Linked DNA regions of Homo sapiens: region 1 is linked to region 2. A link is a loop called in an ENCODE intact Hi-C map of the cell type or tissue named here. Cell type or tissue: HCT116. All regions are shown on one strand.

Region 1 (8,000 bases), 91 kb after region 2:
TGATCTGTCACCCAGGGTGGAGTGCAGTGGTGCTTCATAGCTCACTGCTGCTTCAAGCTCTTGGGCTCCAAAGATCCTCCTACCTCAGCCTCCAGAGCTGGGGGTCTACAGGCGCGTACCACCATGCCCAGCTACAATTCTTATTATTCCCAAATGCCACCCCACCATATTTCTAAAAACTCCCAAAGTAAGATTCTACTTTGCCCAGTTTGTCCTCAATTGAGCAGTTTTGTCTAAGCCCAGAGTTTCTGCTGGGCCAGAGTATGGATGAGCTGTCTCTCCCTGGCTGGTGCCCATGTCCGCCTGTAGCCTGGGAGGGGGAGTGGCGCCCAGGGTCAGGTGGAACAAAACATGACTGCCTAGGGCTCCCTCTGTCTCCATCTCACTGATTGCAAATCACAGACAGCCAGCTCTTAAGTGAGACCTGAGTGCCAGAGAGAGGTGGATACAAGGCCAACAGTTACTAAATGAATGAAAATTGTGATTCCGATGAAGCCTGCCAGAGAAATAGAGCATTTTTTAAAAGATGGAAATAAGGTGGTATCTGATTAGGGCAAACATGATGCAGACAAGAAATGCACTGGTTCAGAGGAGGGAAGGTCAGGCCGCCTGGGGAGAGTCCATGAAAAAGATGGAATGTGCCAGATGCTGTGCCTGGTGCTGGGAAAGAGTTGACTAGGCCAGCATCCCTTTCCTCAAAGGGGGGTGGCTCCTAGACTGGGGGGAGGGTTGGACATCTGAATACATCCCGAGGAGACAGTGTGGGACAGCATGGTGGCAGTGGAGCCAGCCGTGGTTCTGCTCTTGGTCGGCTGGAAAGGAGTAGATGTAAGGGATGGTTTAGAAGAAGGGAAGTGGAAGAAAAGTTTTCTGAGCTGACAAGAGGAAGGAAAGGCCTTCTAGAAGGACACTAAAAAGGCAGAGAAGCCCTAAGCAGAGTGAGCACCAGACTCCACAGGTTAAGGGCTCTGTCACACAGGACCATCCCCATGTCAGACCCCAGGTGCAAGGCCAAGCATCACCTATGCATCTGACCAACTGGCTATAAATTGGAGGTCCCCACAACTCCCTCCTCAGGTTTGAACATTTGCTAAAACAGCTCATGGAACCCAGGAAAACAGTTTTCTTACTATTGCTGATTTATTACAAAGGATATTTTAAAGGACACAAATGATGAAGCCAGATGAAGAGATACACAGGGTGACGTCTGGAAGGGTCCTTGTGGAGTTGGGGTGCACCACTCTCCTGGAACATGGATGTGTTCGCCAACCCGGAAGCTCTCCAAGTCCTGTCTTTTAAGGAGTTTTCTGGAGGCTTTATCACGTAGGCATGATTGAGCTCCAGCTCCACTCCCCACCCCAGAGGATGGGGAATGGGGCTGACAGCACAACACTTCCAACCATAGGTCTTTTTGGTGACCAGTCCCCAAATAAGGAGCCCACCAAGAGTCACCTCATGAGAACAAAGGACGCTTCTATCACCCAGAAAATTCCAAGGGATTTAGGAGCTCTGTGTCAGGAACCAGGTTTAAGGACCAAATGTTAGAACAAAAGATGTGCAACCATAAAAAACAGCGAGATCATGTCTTTTGCAGGAACACAGATGGAGCTAGAGGCCATTATCCTCAGCAAACTAAGACAGGAACAGAAAACCAAATACTGTATGTTCTTATAAGTGGGAGCAAAATAATGAGAACTCATAAACAATAGACACTGGGCCCTACCTGAGGGTGGAGGGTGGGAGGAGGGAGAGGAGCAGAAAAAACTATTGGGTACTAGGCTTGGTACCTGGGTGATGAAATAATCTGTACAACAAACCCCCATGACACAAGTTTAGCTATATAACGAACGTGCATATGTACCCCCTAACCTAAAAGAAAAGTTTAAAAAGGAAAAAACACCTAGGAGAAAAGAAAAATGATAAACTAACAAAGGACAATGCTCTTAGCACTGCCATCATTCAGGAATTTTCAAGGGTTTTGGGAGCTTTGTGTTAGGAACTGGGGGCAGAGACCAAATATATATTTCTTCTTATGTTACACTACCCCAGATAGGAAAACAGAAATTACTCTAGATATTTCAAACAAAAAAGGGTTGTATATAGGCAATTAGTGCTTATCACTGGAGGGGCTAGAGGTGGTGAAGGTTGTGGGGATGGGGTTGCACCACTGGCTTTCAGGCTACTTTACCACAGCTGATTTCCAGAGGATGGAAGAAGTCAGGAAACTTGGGAAACTGCTGCTGAGGTCCTTGCAGCCCCACGGTCCCCAGGCTGGTGACTGGTGGGGGAGTATGGAGTCCAGCTGACCACCAGAGCCTGCACACCTGCTGCTATGGGGGAGGAAAGGATGACTTCTACCTCCTTTCCACATCCCAAATTCCACGTGACTACATTTTATTGGCAGCACCCCGCTGGCAAGCGAGCCTTGATGTGTGCTTCCTGGGCTTCTGGCACCTGCACAGAAAGGGGTGAAATGAGTGTCACGAGCAGCCACCACTCTGCATCACACCTCCACATCCAGGTGTGCTGGAGAGCCCCACTTACACTTGGAGGTGTCCTGGCACACTAACCCACTTTTGGTAGGTGTTTGGGTGTCCAAGGCTTTGCAAAAGAAGAAGGCGGGGAGTCTACGGTGGAGTCACATGGTGGAGACCTAGCTAAGTCAGAGGCCTGGAGAGGTGTCACTAGCTGGGCAGCAGGTAACACACAATCATCCTGAGCTGATTGGAGAAACACCTGGGATTGATTCAGAGATTTTTCTGGAATGTTTTCACTGGAATGAAAGCTGAGCGGTCTACAGGCCATATAGTATTGGAGACAACTTAGCCCTCATTGAAAAAGTCTGCCAGAGAAAAGGTATCCACAGGGAAATTCAGGAGTTTTGTTTGTTTTTTCTTTTTTTTTTTTTCTTTTAAGGTGGAGTTTTGCTCTTGTTGCTCAGTCTGGAATGCAATGGCACGATCTCAGCTCACTGCATCCTCTGCCTCCTGGGTTCAAGCAAGTCTCCTGCCTCAGCCTCCCTAGTAGCTGGGGTTACAGGCATGCACCACCATGCCCGGCTAATTTTTGTATTTTTAGTAGAGACGGGGTTTCCCCATGTTGGTCAGGCTGGTCTCAAACTCCTGACCTCAGGTAATCCACCCGCCCTGGCCTCCCAAAGGGCTGAGATTACAGGTGCGAGCTACCACGCCTGGCTTGTTTTGGGTTTTGGGGTTTTTTTGTGTTTTGTTTGTGTGTTTGTTTGTTTTTGGAGACAGTCTCTGTCACCCAGGCTGGAGTGCAGTAGCGTGATCTCGGTTGACTGCAACCTCTGCCTTCCAGGTTCAAGTGATTCTCCTGCCTCAGCCTCCCGAATAGCTGGGATTACAGGCGCCCACCACCATGCCTGGCCAATTTTTTTTTTTCTAAAAACAGTTTCAGCATGTTGGCCAGGCTAGTCTTGAACTCCTGACCTCAAGTGATCCACTCACCTTGGCCTCCCAAAGTGCTGGGATTACAGGCATGAGTCACTGTGCCCCGCCAGGAAATTCAGTTTCTGAAAATACACCTGTGGATCTCTAGCCTTGAACATCCTTGGATGCTGCTTTAAATGACTGATCCTCGATGCCTCCCTTCTAACTCACACTCCCCTATATCAATCTCCCAGAAAAAGGGACCTCTTTTATTCTTTTTTTTTTTTTTTTTTCCAGAGACGGGCCTCACTTTGTTGCCCAGGCTGGTTTTGAACTCCTGGCCTCAAGTGATCCTCCCGCCTTGGTCTCTCAAGGTACTGGGATTACAGGTGGGAGTCCCCGCACCCAGCAAAGCCTGTATTAAACCCGTTTATGCACACTCGGCGGTACTGCAGAAACGGCAGGGAGGAAGCAGAGGTGCCCTGACATCTTCAGCTGGAGGTGAGCAGGGCGCTGAGGGTGGGAGAGGCCCGGCGCCTGGGGATGGGAGGCAGGACAGCACCTTCACAGGGACGCTTCCACCCTACCCCGGAGGTCAGGGCCTCTCGCCCAGCTCTGGCTCTGAGGTCCTGGAGGGAGGGAGATGCTGTTGCGACTCAGAAGATTGGGGGAGGGACACCCCCATTCGAGAAGAGTGAAAATCCTGAGCCTGAAGAAATGGAACCGGTTGGAGCCTAGGCTTTAGAGGATGGCGTTCGAAAGAGGGTTTGGCGCCCCCCTGTGGACCGTTCGGGCTCGCAGGGCCGAAGGCTCCGAAGACTGAGACCTGTGAACCATGGGGAGGCTCCATGCGGATGCGGGCCACAGCCCCCGCCGGAGCCCCCACACTAGCCCTGGACTTCTCCACTGGCTTACGACATGAGAGCTCAATATGCTCCTTATTTAACGCACTGTTGTATCAGGTCCCTGTGGGAGCCACTGGCTCTATGGCCTAATAAAGGAGCGGGTGCACGCACTGGATTGGTGAGCTACCGCCACTGCAACGCGTCCTAATCAACCATCCTAAACGGCGGCTGGAACAAGGTTCTCGCAGGCCTGTGCTTGGGCTTGAACGCTGGTCCAGCCGCTGCGCTCTGTGGCTCCCTGTAGGCCTGCGGATCAGCCAGGGGCCTCCGTTCCTTTTGGGCGGAGGCTGAAGAAGCAGCGGCTGCACCAGAGAAGGCCCTCTGGGTGAAGGTGGGAGCGCACGGGGCCCGCGGAACCACCTAAGGCGACTTCAGACGTGGGCTCGGAACTGGCAGCCTTTGGTTTCTGCTTCATTCCAAGGCCAGAGCAATCCACATGGGCAAACCCAAAGCCAGGGGACAGGAAAGTATCCTCCACCCACAACGAAACCATGGCAAGCGGTGGATGCAGGTACCGCCAATAGTCTATCTATCCCGGTGAGTGAGGAGACCTGCTTTGAGGGTTGCACAACCTGGATCTGCTTTTACAGTGGTGTCTATCACTATGAAGACTCCACCATGGGTCGCCATCAGGTCAGGGACCCTGACAAGGCAAGAACTGCATCTTCCTCTGCACACAGCTCTGCTCCCTTCCCCGCCATGCCTAACACCAAGCCCAGCCCTGAGGGATGACTCAGGAATATTACTGAGAGCGTTTTAGGCCATTCCTTCATTATCCCCATGTGACTTGTTATGAAATATAGACTGACTTCCTGAAGATCAGCACATAGTGCTAAGTATTTGGCTTGTAATCTGTAGAGACTCTGCCATTTGGAGCTGGGATCTGTCCCCAGAGCTGTCAGACACCAAATCCCGTATCTACTGCCACCCAAAGGGACCTCCAGAAGAAAGGGGTTATACAGGGTCAAACACCAAGGCAGGTTAGTGAAATTTCTCTAGAGGCCATTTAAAGCTGGAGTCTCACCACCTGAATTGCCCTCAGAGGAAGGCTGTCTAGGGCACAAACCTAGTCAGGGGTCCACATGGACTTAAGGACAATTTTTTTTTTTTTTTTTTTTTTGAGAAACTCTCATTCTGTCATCAAGGCTCGAGTACAGTGGTGTGAACTCAGCTCACTGCAAGTCTCAACCTCCTGGGCTCAGGTGAGTAGCGGGAACCACAGCCTCCCACCTCAGCCTCCCGAGTAGCGGGAACCACAGGCTCATGCCACGATGCCCAATTAATTTTCTTTTAAATTTTTTGTAGAGATGAGGTCTCCCCGTGTTGCTCAGTCTAATCTTGAACTCCTGGACTCAAACGATCCTCCTGCCTCTGCTCCTCAAAATCCTGGGACTACAGGTGTGAGCCAACGCACCTGGCCTCTTAAGAATAATTTTAAAAACAATGAGGTTCACCGTCAGAGCCCCTGCTGCTCTACCAAGTCCCTTGGCCCCTCTCAACAGGGCAAAAGCAAGATGAGCCCCAGATGTTCTGCTTAATGACCACCTTTCCCAGGAGACTTTGCTCTTTAAAGGAGAACCACTTAGAGATATGAGCAACCTTAAAGAATGCCACCAGCACTAGTGAATGCCAGACACGGGCCATGTGGGTGGAGAGTATATTTTAGGGCAGTCACTCATGGTAAATTATTTCCACCAGCCCCCAGAAGTGACTATTCAATGTCCAACTATGTCAGGCCCAGGCTAATAAAAGTAGAGGCATGAGGAACCTAGGGTTGTTCTGAAGTGCCTTGATTATGGTATATGTGGAAGATTTTAGAGCTTGTTGTAAAAAGTGATGACCCATGGCCCCCCAGGCTGGGTCTGGGATTGCCTTTGTGGATTACAAGAGGATATTATGCAGCAGTTTTTAAAAATGAGGCAGACTGGGACAATCTATCTCCAAGATGCATAGGTGCCGTTAAGGGAACAAAGCAAGATTTAGTAGGGCGTGTATAGTATGCTACTGTGCGCTGTGCGTTATCTGTACAGAACTGTGAGGTCTGATACAGTAGCCACTAGCCACATATGGCTATTTACATATAAATTTAGGTTGGCCACAGTAGCTCATGCCTGTAATCCTAGCACTTTGGGAGGCCAAGTGGGAGGATAGCTTGAGGCCAATAGTTCAAGAACACCCTGGGCAACATAGTGAAACCCCTTTTCTACAAAAAATTTATTTATTTATTTATTTTTATTTTTTTTGAGACGGGTCTCACTCTGTCACCCAGGCTGGAGTGCAGTGGCGCAGTCTCAGCTTATTACAACATCTGCCTCCTGGGTTCAGCGATTATCGTGCCTCAGCCTCCAAGTAGCTGGGACTACAGGCACGCACCACCATGCCCAGCAAATTTTTGTATTTTTGGTAGAGACAAGGTTTCGCCATGTTGGCCAGGCTGGTCTCGAACTCCTGACCTCAGGTGATCTGCCCGCCTCAGCCTCCCAAAGTGCTGAGATTACAGGCATGAGCCACTGCGCCCAGGCAAAAAATTTAAAATTGTAAAAATCAGCCAAACATGGTGGCATTCATCTGTAGTCCCAGCAACTTAGGAGGCTGAGGTGGGAGGATTTCTTGAGCCCAGGAGGTCAAGGTTGCAGTGACCTATGACTGCACCACTGCACTCCAGCCTGGACAACAGAGTGAGGCCCTGTCTCAAAAAATAAATAAATAGGAGTTTGAGGCCATGTTCACACATCACTGCAGTCCAGTCTGGTAAACAGAGCAAGACACTGAGTCTTTAAAAAAAAAAAAATTTTTTTTTAAATTCAGCTCCTAAGACACACTAGCCACATATCAAGTGCTCAACTGCCCCGTGTGGCTAATGGCTTCCAAACTGGCAGCACAGGCAACTGTTTTCATCACTGAAGTTCTGTTGGACAAGAATACCTCTGGAAGCACACACGAGAAACTGGTAATGGCGGTTGCCTTCGGGGAGGGAAACTGGGAGAGTGCAGGGCTGTATGCCCTTTTGTACCTCTTGAATTTCATATCATGTGTTTGTACTAGGTGTTTACAAATTATTTTAAAAACATACTGGGAATTAGGAATCCCCGTATGGAATCACTGCAGTGGGACACTGATTCCCAAAAAATTACTTTGCAATTTGCCTAAAACAAATTAAGCTAATAGCTATCATGATTTCATATTTAATATTTTTTCCCAGCTTAGAGTTTTTTTTAGCTCCTGTTGCTATCTCTCTGCTCTTATGAGCTCACAGGGTGACAAAGTGAATTAGTAAGTAGCAGGAGAACATTAAAGGAAAAACTCCTGGGCAACAGGGTAAAACGCCGGCTCTACAGAAAATACAAAACATTAGCCAGGCATGGTGGCATGCACCTATGGTCTTAGCGACTTGGGAGGCTGAGGTGGGAGGATCGCTTGAGCCCGGAAGGCGGTAACTCAATCCCAGCAGAATCCCAGGGAGCGAAAGTGGCTCATCCCAAAGGAAAAACAAGAAGGAAATTATATTACCAGAAGACAAAGGGATGAAATGAGGGATGGAGAATCAAAGACTGAAGCTACTAGGGTTTGTTTTTATTAATATTTAATTTTTTCAGAGGCGAGGGTCTCACTATGTTGCCCAGGCTGGTCTTGAACTCCTGGCCTCAAGCAATCCTCCTGCCTGAGCCTTCCAAGTTGTTGGGATTACAGATATGAGCCACTG
Region 2 (8,000 bases):
GTAGTTCTTTTATCTCATCTAATATAGTTTGTTTTTATGACCAAAAACCAAGAACTACTCGTATATTTTTAGTGTTTTGAACTCTGCACAATATTTTCATGCAAAGATGGCATTCAATGATTTTAACTATGAGAAAAGAAATACAATAACAATTAAGTGCTATATATATTTCAGACTTTTCTCTTAGGTAGACAGTTGGACTAGGAGATGGTTACTTTTCCCAAAATAGACACTGTGATTTTCTTAGTAAATTTATTTTGAATGCTGATAAAACACTTCTGTCTGAAAAAATCTGACTTTTCTTTTTTTTCTTTTTTTTTTTTTTTGAGACGGAGTCTCACTCTGTCGCCAGGCTGGAGTGCAGTGGCACAATCTCAGCTCACTGCAGCCTCTGCCTCCCGGGTTAAAGTGATTTTCCTGCGTCAGCCTCCGGAGTAGCTGGGACTACAGGCACCGCCACCACGCCCAGCTAATTTTTGTATTTTTAGTAGAGACAGGGTTTCACCATGTTGGCCAGGATGGTCTTGATCTCTTGAACTCGTGAAAAAAATCTGAATTTTATCAATAGCTGAAACTCTGGGAGTTTAGTCTATATTTCAAGCACATTTTTTCTCTATGCCTTTGATCTATATTCTTCTTATCCTCAGCCAAAATGCAAATCTCTCTGTTTTTGACATTCTCAGGAGCTCTCATTTGTTTCTTAACTTTTCCTCCTCTGCTGTTCACTTCCAGTTCTTTCAGCACTTTTAATCCTTACTGCTCTTACATCTTCACTACTCAAAGTTTTTACTGGTCATCTATTTCTTTGTAATAAACTAACCGTAAATTAAGTGGCTTAAAACAATGACAACGTTTATTTTCATAAAGCAGCAATTTTATTTTGATTTTGCTCTGATCATGGTCATTGGGGGGGTATTGCAAAGACTTGTTGCTAGAATTGTCTAAAGATTGCTTACTCACAAATCTGGAAGTTGATGCCAGCCATTGGCTTAGATGTTAGCTGATGCTATCTGTTGGAAGACTTACATGCTGACTTTCTGCATGGCATTGGCTTCCTTATACCTGGTACTAAATTCCACAACAAGCTTCAATAGAGACAGTGAGCTGTATTAACTTTTATGACTTATCCTCAGAAATCCTACACTGTCATTCTCTGTATATTCTATTTGTTGGGGATTTTATAGAAGCCCATTCAGGATAAAGGGGTGGAGAAAGGTCTGGAAGACCAATTTCAGTTGAAAATTTTGTTGAAGCAGTTTTTTATAGTCTACCACAGTGCACGTTCTTTTTTCTCTTTCTTCAGCTTGCTATAGAATCATAGAAAGCTATGCATTCTACCATGTACCATTCACCATGTGGGTCATTATTACTTCCTCTAAGCTAACAATTGCATTTATGAAACTATTGCTTTAGACATATTATTAAAAATCTGCTCCTTCTTTGAGCTCCATGTCACCTTGTATCAGCTTTGCTACTGCATTTAGCTTTGTCATTTACTATCTTCTTGGTTCCTCGTCATTAATTCATGGATACGCCTACTTGATAGTCTTTAAGGATGACTGCTCCAAGGTATAGCCAGCTCGCTGGCCAGCCCATCTACCCATCCACTTACCGATTCACCCATCCACCCACCCATCTACACACTGCCCACCCATCTACCCATCCACCTACCCATCTACCCAGCTAGCCATCTACACAATCACCCACCCATCTACCCATCTACCTACCCATCCACCTACCCATCTAGCTATCTACCCGTTCACCCACCTATCTACCCATCTACCTACTGATCCACCTACCCACCAACCCATCCACTCATCCACCTACCCATTTACTCATTCACCTGCCCAGGTAACCATCCACCTACCCATCCACTCATCCACCATCCACCTGCCTATCTGTCTGTCTATCTATCTATCTATCTATCTATCTATCTATCTATCTACCTAATCAGTCATTTATCTGCTGGTGCCTTAAGCGGTTATGTCTGTAGCTGCAGGAAACCATCCTCAGACTCCCTCCTGGGGACCAAGACAGCCACCGACGGAGCTCTGCCCAGGGCTGTGGACAGGCACCAAGCTTTTCTCTTGGTTAGCTCCCCCACGTCACAGTGCCTGAACCAGTGACCCCAGCTTCCCTTGTTTAGAGGAGCCAAACTCCTCTAAACAGATGAACAGCAGCAGCAAAGAGGATTGAACACCCCTCTGTCCCTCACCAGCCCTGAGTGGCTGTGACGAGCTGGGCTCGAGACTTACCAGGTGCTTGGTGAGGTCCCAGCTGTGGATGATCCTGGCCAGAATCACTGAGGCATCATCTTGGTGGCAGATGTCACAGTAATAGAGGCCAGAGAAGGCACAGAGCTTGGGTCGTACAAAGAAGCCGATCTGCTGGAAGCAGCCTGGGAGATGGGTAGAGAGTGAGTGGTATGGCCAGAGTCAGCTCCTAGTAACTTGGGAGCTTCTGTGGTGGAAAGGATCTGTTAATTTTTTTTAAAGGTAGGCACAAAGTCAAGAATAACCACCACTCATATTTCCACCACTCAGAACTCCCCCTACTAATTAATCTTTACAACAACACACTGTAAGAACTATCATTATTTTACAGCTGAAGAAATGGGTGCTCAGAGAGGTTAGGAAACCTGTCCGGTCACATAGTGATGAAGTGGTGTGGCTGGCATTCAGATCTGGGTTTGCCTGCTTCCTTGGTTTGCCTGCTTCCTGGGGAAGGCACACATGCTTGGTCTAATGCCCCCAGGCAGCCCCCGCACAGGGGCATAAGAGCTTCCGGGTGGTACACTGGAGGCAGATGGGTAGGTGACCAGGAGGGTCCCAGGTGGGTTCCATCTGCAGGGACCAGGCCTTTCAGAAGGCAGCTCTGAAGTCCTGTTTTCCATTGCTAAAGGGGCAGCGTGTTCCCACAAGTGTTATAAAACCCCATTCCAGAATGTCATCATAATCGTGCGCAGTCATTCAGGGAAGCACTTCTGGAAAAGTACTATATTGTCTCAAAACTGCCTACAGGCAGGTGAAAAATACTGTTTCACCTGTCAAATAGGAAAATATTTCCCTGAAAACTACGCTGTGCAAGTGATGATTATAGAGAACTCTTGATTCCACCTGTAGCTCCGAGCAAATCCAGCCCGATGAAGCCCCAGGTGTTTTAAATGGTCCTTCCAAAGGTCTTTACCCTCAGTAGTTGGTTTATGTAACAGCTCTGAGGGGCTTGACCAGATCTACTATTTGTTTTGTTTTGTTTTGTTTGTTTGTTTGTTTGTTTTGAGATGGAGTCTCCCTTTGTCGCCCAGGCTGGAGTGCAGTGGCGCGATCTCGGCTCACTGCAGCCTCAGCCTCCTGGGTTCAAGTGATTCTCCTATCTCAGCCTCCCGAGTAGCTGGGATTACAGGCACCCGCCACCATGCCCAGCTAATTTTTGTATTTTTATGTTGGCCAGGCTGGAGGATCTGCTATTTGTTTAATGTCCTCCAGTGCTTCCTTTTTTTTTTTTTTTTTTTTTGAGACAGAGTCTTGCTCTGTCACCCAGGCTGGAGTACAGTGGTATGATCTCAGCTCACCGCAACCTCTGACTCTTGGGCTCAAGTGCCTCGGCCTCCCCAGGAGCTGGGATTACAGACGTGCACCACCACACCCAGCTGATTATTGTATTTCCAGTAGAGATAGGGTTTTGCCATGTTGGCTGGTTCCAGAGCCTGTGTTCTGCTCCATTACCCTTGTTGCCTGTGTCTAGTGTCCCTGCTGCTGGCTCAGCAATGCCAGCCTCCTCTAGGTCCACCCGTCCACTCGGGCCCCAGAATGGAAGCAGCAGAGTAGGGGCTGTGGCGAGCAATAAGTGGCTGGGGGACAGGGGCCGCGGTCAGGGCTGGCCACGGGAAGCAGACAGGCAGCCAGCAGGGGGCAGGGCAGTCTGCACAGTGTCTGATGCCTCAGGACTGTGGAGCAAGGCTGGCTTTGGCCCCCTTGGTTGGATAGTTCTTACAGTGTAGAGGTGTCTCCACAGCGGGGGGCCAGTGGGAGCGGCCAGTGGGTGTGCCCTGGGCAAAAGGCAAAGGCCCTGACTCCCCCAGGGGCAGGCAGAAGGGTCCCTGGGCCTTGGGACCAGAGGGCGGGCTCTGCTGCTCACTAGCTGCCTCACCCTGACCTTCACCTAATTTCTTCAAGCTTCCATTTCAGTGTCTGTAAAATTCAGCTACTACCAGCTATTTTTGTGGGGTTATTACAAAGCTTAAATGAGACAAGGTTCTGCAAGTACTGTGCAAATTATGAAATACAACCCAGATGCCAGTGGTTGGTGTCTGCCACTGAGCCATGCCTGCTGGGTAGAAAGGAAACCCAAGCTCCCTTGTCTCTAAAAACAAAAACAAAAACAGAAACAAAAAATAAAAACAAAACCCCACAAGACTCCAGACCTAGTCATCAGAGTAGCTCATGAGATGAAACCAGTTTTCCAACTTTGCTTTGTAGATATCCTGGTTCTAGAACTGAATGGAGCTTGGTGAATAATCAAGAAACTACACAGTCAGGTTCTTTGCAGAATTGCTTTTTCTGAGCTGAGACATGAGGTCATGCTGCTGGCCTTCATCATAATAATGCCACCTGAAGCAGCCCCATTAAACCTCCCTGGAGGTGTTTTGCAGGGTACCTGACTTGTCCTTCTAGATCCCATGTTCACAGAGCTACACACAAGAAATTTAAGAGCGAAGGGTTAGGAAAAAGCTTTGATTCCCTCAACATCTGGGTGGGTTTTATTATTTTTTCAACAACAAAGAGACATGCACCTGATAGCCCCTCTCTTTTCACCTTACCTAGCAGGAAAGTCAGAGCTAAATTTTCTTCAGCAACCACACCTTAGCACCTGTACATCATCTGCCCCCTAATTCCTCTCCATCTTGAGTCCCATCTCTAACTTGTTTTTTGTGGTCCTGGCTTTTCAGTGAATTTGCCAGTTCACCACGTGTGTTTCTGTTGTGATCTGCCTCAAACCTTCTAGGGACTGAGGTCAGGGTAAGAGTAGTTTAAAAACAAGATAAGACGTGGACAGTGAAGGGTGTGGCATTGGGAGTACCCATCCTGGGTCTTCTCTCCCTTCCTGTGGGGGTAACCTGGTAGTCTTGCCCACTGCCCCGGTTTATTCACTGGGGATGCAGTCCAGACAGAAATGGGGCTTTGGCTCAGGGACAGGGAAGGGCACCTGGGGAGAAAGAGGTTTCCCAACCAGGCCTGTCACAGTAAGCAGCCAAGGACACGGAGCCTCCTGTCTCTCTCAGGCTGGGACGAGGGCTGCCATTCTAGGCATGAGAATTTCCTCTTCCAGAGGCCCTACTCCTCACCACCCTCCAGGGCAAGGATTATTATTAACTCAGCTCCTGGAGGGGGAACTGCAGAATCTGTGATGCTAGAAACACAGGACAGGTCCCCTGGGGCGGGGATGCAGCTTTGGCCTTGAGCCCTGAGAATGGTAGCCCCAATTCTTCCCAGGTCCTCCTACTTGGGGCTTGCCTACAGTAAGGGTCCCAGAGCACTGCCAGCAACTGCACCAATATCACCTCTCTGGCTCTGGACTCTTACCTCTATTAATACAGCCAAAAGCTGCACTCAGTGTTGGCTCATAGGGAATTAAGGGTCAAAAACCCCCAGGTCATTTCCAGGTCACTAGTTTCAGAGGGCTGGCAGGCATCACTAAGCCCCTTCCCTCCTTCTCCCCACCCCCACCACTCACCTCCAGCACGTTCTTCTTACTGGATTTGTTTTAGGGGCCCAGCAGAGAGTGGTGCTCTTCAGCTCCACTGTGTAGTCGGGGGTAGAAAACTTGGAAGGCTGCCTCTGTGGGAGAGGGAGGAAGGTCACAGGGAGCCCTCGGCTCAGATGTGTCTGCTGTGGCACTCTGACTCCAGGAATAGGATGGGCATGGCCAGGAAACAACTCTGGGGAAAGAGCTCCAAGGGTTCCTGAACCCAGAGACCCTGATCTGTGAGGCCCAGAGGGAGGGGGCGTTAACCAAAGCAGTCCCTCCCTCATCTCAGCATGGTTGGGGAGGGGGCAGCGACCCTTGCCCTTAGAGGGAGAGTGGGTTTGGGAGTCAGATAAACTGGGTTCAGAGCTTGACTGTACCATTTACAAGCTGGGTGACCCTAGCCAAATCCCCTCATCTCCCTGAGCCTCAGTTTCCCCATCTGTAAAATGAAGATAGCCCCTCAGGTAAGTGAGGAGGTCATGTGGCACCTGGCCGGGCAGTGCTCATTGAACAGCGATTCCTTCCCATCCCTAATGCCTGGTGGTGCCCCCAGATCTGCAGGCAGGCCCTGAAGTTTCTGATGCAGATCTGGGCCCAGCCCCTCATCAACCTGCAGATGGCAAACGCATCTCTGTACGAGCATGTGGAGCGGATGCACCTCATCGGGAGGAGCTGGGAGCAGCTAAAGCTCCTGGGGGATTACCTGGGCCCGTGCTGGAGCGGTGCCCTGAAGGAGCTCAGGAGGAGGTGAGCACCCTTTACGTGCATGCACACGAACACACACACACACACACACGAACACACACACATACACATGAACACACACGAACACACACACATGAATACACACATACACATGCGCACACACACCCACACACATAAATGTACACACAAATGCACAGACTTGCACACACATGCACATGCACACAAATGTACACACATGCAGGCAGTCGTGCACACACACACACACACGGGGGCAGTGCCCAGGGCAAGGCGTCCACTTGGAGGAAACATGGGCAGAGATCTTCCCATTGGGCCTGGGAAATGATCACATCTTTTGGGGGTGATTTTGGGTTTTTTTTCACGTATCTATTTGTTCACTCAAAAACATGGACTGAGAACATACTAAGCACTGCACACCTGGCAAGGCATGTGGGCTCCAACACTGAGCAGGGCAGAGCCAGGGCCGACCCGCTGGAAGCCTCTGGCCTGGCAGGGAAGACAAGTGGGAAAGCCAGCAACTCCATCCGGGGGTGAGGGTGAGAGGGAGATAGGTTGGAAAGCCAGCAACTCCATCCGGGGGTGAGGGTGAGAGGGGAGATAGGTGGGAATGCCAGCAACTCCATCCGGGGGTGAGGGTGAGAGGGGAGATAGGTGGGAATGCCAGCAACTCCATCCGGGGGTGAGGGTGAGAGGGAGACAGGTGGGAAAACCAGCAACTCCATCCGGGGGTGAGGGTGAGAGGCAGGACGTCCTGGAAGCACAGAGGCTTACATCCAGCCCAGATCAGAGGAGGACAAGGCAGGAAGGACTTCCTGGAGGAAGTGACTTCTAAGGTGAGACCTGAAAAATGACGAATTAGAAAGGGGAAGCAAAGGGGAAAAGGGCGTTCCAGACAGAAGGAATAGCACGCACAGGCCATGAACTGTCGGTGGAAAGCACAGGGAGAACTTTGGCTACAGTGAGGAGGGAAGCGGGGAGTGTGGCGAGAGGCAGGCGAGGTCCAGATATTCCCACCTCTTCCCTGTCCAGCCAGTTGTCTGGCCCATGCCAGCCTCCCTCCTGAAATTCTCCAAAGAAGAGGTGATCAGGGCGGGGCCCTCAGGATGCCCTTTAGGAAGCTTCTCTTACCCAGGGCCTGGGGCCTTTGGTGCTCAGGAATGGGATGTGATGCTGGGCTTCAGCAGGGACTTAGGCCTCTCCATGTCTGTCATAAACGCTTCCTAGTCCTCAGGTCACAGCCCAGGCTACAGTCTTCCCAGGGCTGTGCTCTCCTGGCACCCTCAGGAGGGCAGACCTCAGGCGGAGAAGCCTGCCGGTGCCTTCTCCCCAGAATGGGCTTCGAGTCCACCTCTGCTGGGTTTCTAGGGTCAGGAACCAGTTCACAAGCCCCTCCAGGTTCCCCCATCTGGCCTTCCCTCCCCACAGGGCTGGCCTAGACAGTGCCTCTCTGAAGACTGCCTCCTCCATCCTGGCTGCAGTGCTCCCAGAGCCGGGCTTCCTGGGGGCCAGGGTGTGCCCCAGGCAGGTCC

The links. Peaks named below come from ENCODE experiments on the same cell type or tissue, not always from the same donor. Only the 100,000 strongest peaks of a DNase experiment are listed, where the experiment ranks them.
Region 1: it touches region 2 in a loop (4-fold over the local background); 3 of 110 quality-filtered maps call a loop at or near these places.

Annotation. Positions count from the first base shown.
Region 1 is chr17:64,844,176-64,852,175 of GRCh38, reverse strand. It overlaps LOC105371860 (a long non-coding RNA gene), which reads left to right and starts at 5,419. Exons shown (of 2, transcript XR_934918.4): 1 at 5,419-5,499; 2 at 7,106-7,780. LOC105376844 (a long non-coding RNA gene) reads right to left here and starts at 2,365. Exons shown (of 4, transcript XR_934912.4): 1 at 2,189-2,365. RefSeq lists an enhancer at 4,076-4,125. In HCT116, a CTCF peak has its summit at 4,159 (motif pointing left); a DNase peak (open chromatin) is centred at 4,135.
Region 2 is chr17:64,934,981-64,942,980 of GRCh38, reverse strand. No RefSeq gene overlaps it. Among named protein-coding and RNA genes, the nearest start is that of LRRC37A3, 20 kb to the right of the region's middle. In HCT116, a CTCF peak has its summit at 3,890 (motif pointing right); no DNase peak of the experiment used is centred here.